Regions from separate parts of the Homo sapiens genome. Here region 1 is linked to region 2. A link is an interaction called in ENCODE POLR2A ChIA-PET data of the cell type or tissue named here. Cell type or tissue: GM12878. All regions are shown on one strand. Each heading gives the region's core, and the rest is flanking DNA. Links, peaks and the distances in the headings are about the cores only. Region 1 overlaps AKNA (AT-hook transcription factor). Region 2 has its middle 15 kb from the start of WHRN.

Region 1 (2,914 bases), core at 87-2,586, 140 kb before region 2:
CTGTTGCCCAGGCTGGAGTGCAGTGGCACAATCTCGGCTCACTGCAACCTCCGTCTCCCAGGTTCAAGCAATTCTCCTGCCTCAGCCTCCTGAGTAGCTGGGACTACAGGTGCACGCCACCACACCCGGCTAATTTTTGTATTTTTTAGTTTCACTGTATTGGCGAGGCTGGTCTCGAACTCCTGACCTTGTGATCCACCCGCCTTGGCCTCCCAAAGTGCTGGGATTACAGGTGTGAGCCACCATGCCCGGCCCCCTCCAGGGTTTTATAAACTAGATGAGACACAGGATGAGGAGCCCAGTGGCCAGTGCACCAACGAACAGGTGTTGAATGCATGCTAGCTAGTGTTACTGCGTACTGGCTCTTCGTGTGGGCATGGGGCACAGGCCCTGCTCATGGGAGAACTGATGGCCCAGGAGGAAGCAGACGATCACCAGGCAACTACAAATCCAGGTGAGATGTGCTGGAGGAGGCACGGGGGCTGCCCTGACACAGGCCAGGGAAGTCTGGTGATCCCAGTTTAGAAGCCGGTTCCTCCAAGAATCCTCTCTGACCTCACTGGGGTAAGAATTCAGATTGAGAGGTGGGGGAGGATGATGAAAAAAGCATTCCAGGCCAGGTAGGAGAGCTCACGCCTATAATCCCAGCACTTTGGGAGGCTGAGGCGAGTGGATCACTTGAGTCTAGGAGTTCGAGACCAGCCTGGGCAACATGGTAAAACCTTGTCTCTACGAAAAATTAGCCAGGTGTAATTGTGCACACCTGCAGTCCCAGCTACTCCAGAGGTCGAGGTGGGAGGATCACTTAAGCCCGGGAGGTCGAAGCTGCAGTGAGCCATGACAGCGCCACTGCACTCCAGCCTGGGCAACAAAGTGAGACCCTGTCTCAAAAGGAAAAAAAAAAAAAAAAAGGTAGCATTCCTGTACCCAACATAATTGAAAAACAGGTGCTCAAATGAAAAGGCATGAAGTCCCAACACATGCTACAGTATAGATGAACCTCAAAAACATTATGCTAAGTGAAAGATGCGACAAAGGTCACATATAGTGTGATTCTATGGATAGGAAATATCCAGGCAAGGTAACTCCTTGGAGAGTGAAAGCAGGCTGGTATTTGCCAGGGGCTGGGGGAGAGGAGAGCGGGCACTAAATGCTTGCTGGGTATGGGATTTCCTTCTGAAGTGATGAAAATGTTTTGCAACTAGATGGAGGTGGCAGTTACACAACACTGTGAATATACTAAATGTCACTGAACTGTTTACCTAAAAATGGTTAGTTTTATGTTATGTGAATTTCACCTCAATTTAAAGAAAACGCCTTCCGAGTGAGGAGTGAGGCGAGCTGGGGGCGGGGAGCAAGCCTACCAGGGGCTTTCCTGGACCTGGGAGTGGTTTCGCCGCCGATGGCTGGGGTATTGAACACAGGGAAAGCCCATCAGAGGTGTGGTTTAAAAGTTCCCCTTGGGCTGCTCTGGGAGAATGAACCAGGGAGGCTGGCCACACGGGGGACCCGTCAGGCGGCTGCTGCAGGAACAGGGTAGCCAGAGAAGGGCTCCTCCGCTGCCTTCCCTCAACCCTCTCCTTCTTTCCCTCTTTCCTTCTCCCTCTCATCTCCTTTTGCCTCTTCCTTCTGACGCTCCTGCTATTTCCCTAAGCGCTTCCTCTATGCCAGCACTGAGCCAGGCCCAGGAAGTGCAAAGCTGACCCAGAGTGGGCACGGTCCCCCAGGGAGCTCCCTGCCATGGAGGGTTCAGAGAACTGCAGCCCATCAGTGCAGCGGCCCCCAGAGCAGCTCACACAAAGGCCTTCTTCCACAGATGGGGAAACTGGGATCCAGAGAGGGGAGAGGCCTTGCCTAAAGCCACACAGGGGTCAGGACAAGGCAGGGGTGAAAGTCAGCCTCCTGGCCCACAGTCTGGGCTTTCTCCCCTGCATGCTGTGTTGAAGGCAGTATGACTCCAGGCCTCCCAGGACAGAAGGTCTGTGTTTGTCCCTTTATCCTCATGAACACTTGGATCCTGCTTGATTTGTGTGGCTGAGAAAAGTCAGCAGGCAACTATTTTTGGACACAAAGTTCCCCAGGGAACAGTGCAGCCCGGGAAAGGCTGACTTCTCAAGGGCTGGAGGAGGGAGGTGCAGGGAATACCATTCTTCCCTCCTTGGCTGCGACTCCTGCTCTGTGGATGGGTGTTCGGGGCTTCTATCCTCTGTCCCCGCCCAGTCTTCCTCTCTACCCCCAAATGCAGAGCCCTACAATTTCCTCCAGATCACCCTGTGTATTGTCCTCCAGCCCCACAGTCCCTACCACATGTGAAGAGCCCACTCGGCGCCAGCCTGGGTTGAAGCTTTACTTTTAAATTCTCAATCTGCCCTCCTACAAACATGAGGGTAGAATTTGGCTAAGATCACCCAGCTACTTCCTGCCACAGCAAGATTTGCAACTGTCAATTCTGGCCTAGTGGTACCCCAATATTTTTTTAATCACACAATCCATCAGTAAAAATATATTTGCTCGAACACATCACGCTAATATATTACATGTATTGGAAAGAGTATTTTCAAAAGTGATCTTCTAAAAAGATGCAATCGAAAATGGGCCAGGTACAGCGGCTCACACCTGCAATCCCAGCACTTTGGGAGGCCGAGGTGGGCAGATCACTTGAGCTCAGGAGTTTGAGACCAGCTTGGGCAACGTGGCAAAAGCCTGTCTCTACTAAAAATAAAAAGGAAAAAGAAAATATATACAGGTGACCCTTAATGACAGTTTGAACCACACAGGTCTACCTATATGTGAATTTTCTTCTGCCTCTGCCACCCCTAAGACAGTAGATCAATCTCCCCCTTAACTCCTCCTCCTCAATGTGAAGATGACAAGGATGTAGGCCTTTATGATGATCCACTTCCACTTAATGAAA
Region 2 (2,914 bases), core at 137-2,636:
AGAGCTGCTAATCCCTTGGAATTTCCTGGATGATAGAAGCATATTTTGTTCTAATGAGGCAGCTCTTAGTGGGTTCCTGAATGGAGGTGGTCGCCAGAAACATGAAACCGTGATTAGAAGCTCAGAACTTTCAGCCTCACACTGCCTACCCGTATCCCCCAGGAAGGGAAGAGGAGCTGGAGACTGAATTAATAATCTACCATGTGATAAAACTCCAAAAAATCCCTGAACTATGGGGTCCAGAAAGCTTCTAGGTTGCTGAACACAGGAAGGTTCTCAAAGGGTGTCAAGCCCACAGAAGACGTGGAAGCTCTGCACCCCTTTCCCACATACCTTGACTTGCGTACCTCTTCCTCCACTATTTGTCTATATCCTTTGTACCATCCAGTATAATAAACTGGTAAGCATAAATACATGTTTCCCTGAGTTCTGTGAGCTGCCCTGGCAAAGATCAAAACTAAGAAGGAGGTTGTAGGAACCTCCGATATACAGCTGGTTGGTCAGAAGCGCAGGTGATGGCGTGGACTTGTGATTGGTGTCTGAAGTGGGTGGCAGTCTTGTAAGACTGCACCCTTAACTTGTGGGGCTTGTGTTAACTCCAGGTAGATAGTGTCAGAATTTAATTGTATCGTACGACACCCAGCTGGTGTTGGAGAATCCGTCTGTGTGGGAAAAAAACTCACATATCTGGGGCCACAGAAGTGTTAACTGTGAGTATAAAGAAAAATTCATTTTTCCTATATACATTCAGTAAAGGTTTATTGGGTGTCTACCAATTGCTAAGTACTTTATCAAACCCTGGGGACTTTTTTTTTTTAATATACGTAGGTATGTAAATATATACATCTTTCCCTACAAAAATGGAATCATCATTATATAGATATTATATATAATTTGAATTTCTCTATCATACCAACAATATGTGGTCAGTCTTTTTCTATGGCAATGCAAATAAATCTACGTCATTCTTAATGACCATTTAGAATTTACCATGATTTCTTTAAGCAATCCTCTGTTATCAGACACTTCAATATTTTAACTTTCTCTTATTGTCAGCATAGCTATAATAAACAATCTTTTGTCTTCTTAACTCTTCAGATAAATTCATAGAGACATAGTAGCTGGCCAAAAGTATATTCTTTTCTAGAGGCTATTATTGATACTTTTTGCCAGCACCTATCAAAAAGACTTCATAGGTAGCGTCTCCCATCAGGAGTATGTAAGAATGCCTATTACCCACTCCTTGTGAACATTCTGCTAAGCCCTGGGGAACTTATTCTTTTTATTCTTTTCCAATTTGAAAAGCAAAAAAATTGGTTGTATGTGTTTCCTTGGGCTACTGTAACAAAGTATCACAAACTGTGTGCTGAAAAGAACAGAAAATGTATTCACAGTTCTGGAGGCTAGAATTCTAAACTCAAGGTATCAGCAGGGCCATCCTGCCTCTGAAACCTGCAGGGAAATCATTCTTGGTGTCCTTCTGGCTTCAGGTGTCTTCCTAGCTTCTGGTGGCTTGCTGGCAATCTTTCGTGTGCCTTGGCTTGCAGCTGCATTGCTCCAATCTCTGCCTTCATTGACATTCGGCTTTCTCCCTGAGTGTCTCTGTCTTCACATGGCCAGCTTCTTATTAGACACCCATTGGCCAGGCACGGTGGCTCATGCCTGTAATCCCAGCACTTCGGGAGGCAGAGGCAGGCAGATCACCCAAGGTCAGGAGTTCAAGCCCAGCCTGGCGTACATGGAGAAACTCTGTCTCTACTAAAAATACAAAAATTAGCTGGGTGTGGTGGCACATACCTATAATCCCAGCTACTTGGGAGGCTGAGGCAGGAGAATCGCTTGAACCCGGGAGGCAGAGGTTGCAGTGAGCCAAGATCAAGCCACTGCCCTCCAGCCTGGGTGATGAGAGTGAAACTCCTTCTCAAAAACAAAAAAACAAAAATCAACAAAAAATAAAAAACACGAAACCCATTTTGTTGGATTAGGGGCCAGTTCTACTCCAGTAGGACCTCATCTTAACTAACTGCATCTGCAATGACCTTATTTCCATATTTCCAAATAAGGTTACATTCTAATAAGATACTGGGGGTTCGGATGTCAACATACCTTTTTCTCTTTTTTTGGCAGAGGAAGACGCAATTCAATCCATAATATTGGTAATGCATGACTTTAACATTTGTTTTCTGTCCCAGCTACTCAGGAGGCTGAGGTGGGAGGATCATTTGAGCCCAGGACTTTGAGGCCAGCCTGGTAACGTAGCGAGACCTTGACTCTTTAAAAAAATGTTTTTTGATTCCTGAAAAGATTAAGCATTTTTCCATATATACCTTTGTTCATTTTTCTACAATAATCTTTGTCTTTATTTACTTTTAAGAACTCTTTACAAAATAAAAATATTCACAACTAAACCCTAGGCTCTTTTCCTCTTTTACTCAATCTCAAACACAGCAAAATGTGTCCAGACTTTGGAGTATTTTTAAATTGTCAGAGTATAGCTTGCCTTGGGTGCTGCTCTCTGCCTACTGGCATGGGGAGAGAATCCTCTTCTTATGGCCCCAGCTGGGGAATGTGACATTTGTGACTTCTGTATTAATCAAAATAGGCTAGATTATGCCACATTAAAAAAATGACCCCAGAAATCTTGGTGAGTCACAGCACAAATATTTATTTCTCACTCAGACCACATGTTCACTGCAGGTTGGCTAAGACCCTGCCCTGCACCATTACTCCAAGACCCAGGCTCCTATTGGAGCTCCCATCTGGGACATTAGCATCAGGAAAACAGAAACTATACTGTGACTTTAACAGAGAGAATTTAATATAGGAAATTGTTTTCATGAGCACTAGAGGAATGAAAAGTCAACAGAGAACAGTGAGGGAACACTAAGAGTTAACTGCAGGAAGGAAAGACCAA

The links. ChIA-PET counts read pairs that join two places held together with the same protein. Peaks named below come from ENCODE experiments on the same cell type or tissue, not always from the same donor. Only the 100,000 strongest peaks of a DNase experiment are listed, where the experiment ranks them.
Region 1: POLR2A ChIA-PET joins it to region 2 with 6 read pairs; 4 of 35 experiments call an interaction of 5 or more read pairs at or near these places.

Annotation. Positions count from the first base shown.
Region 1 is chr9:114,381,695-114,384,608 of GRCh38, forward strand. The region is part of intron 1 of AKNA (AT-hook transcription factor); the gene reads right to left. Among named protein-coding and RNA genes, the nearest start is that of AKNA, 4.8 kb to the right of the region's middle. RefSeq lists enhancers at 1-878, 1,013-1,828. In GM12878, for the core only: a CTCF peak has its summit at 1,502; a DNase peak (open chromatin) is centred at 1,447; H3K4me3 peaks cover 1,647 bases; H3K27ac peaks cover 2,365 bases.
Region 2 is chr9:114,519,371-114,522,284 of GRCh38, forward strand. No RefSeq gene overlaps it. Among named protein-coding and RNA genes, the nearest start is that of WHRN, 15 kb to the left of the region's middle. In GM12878, for the core only: no CTCF peak of the experiment used is centred there; no DNase peak of the experiment used is centred there.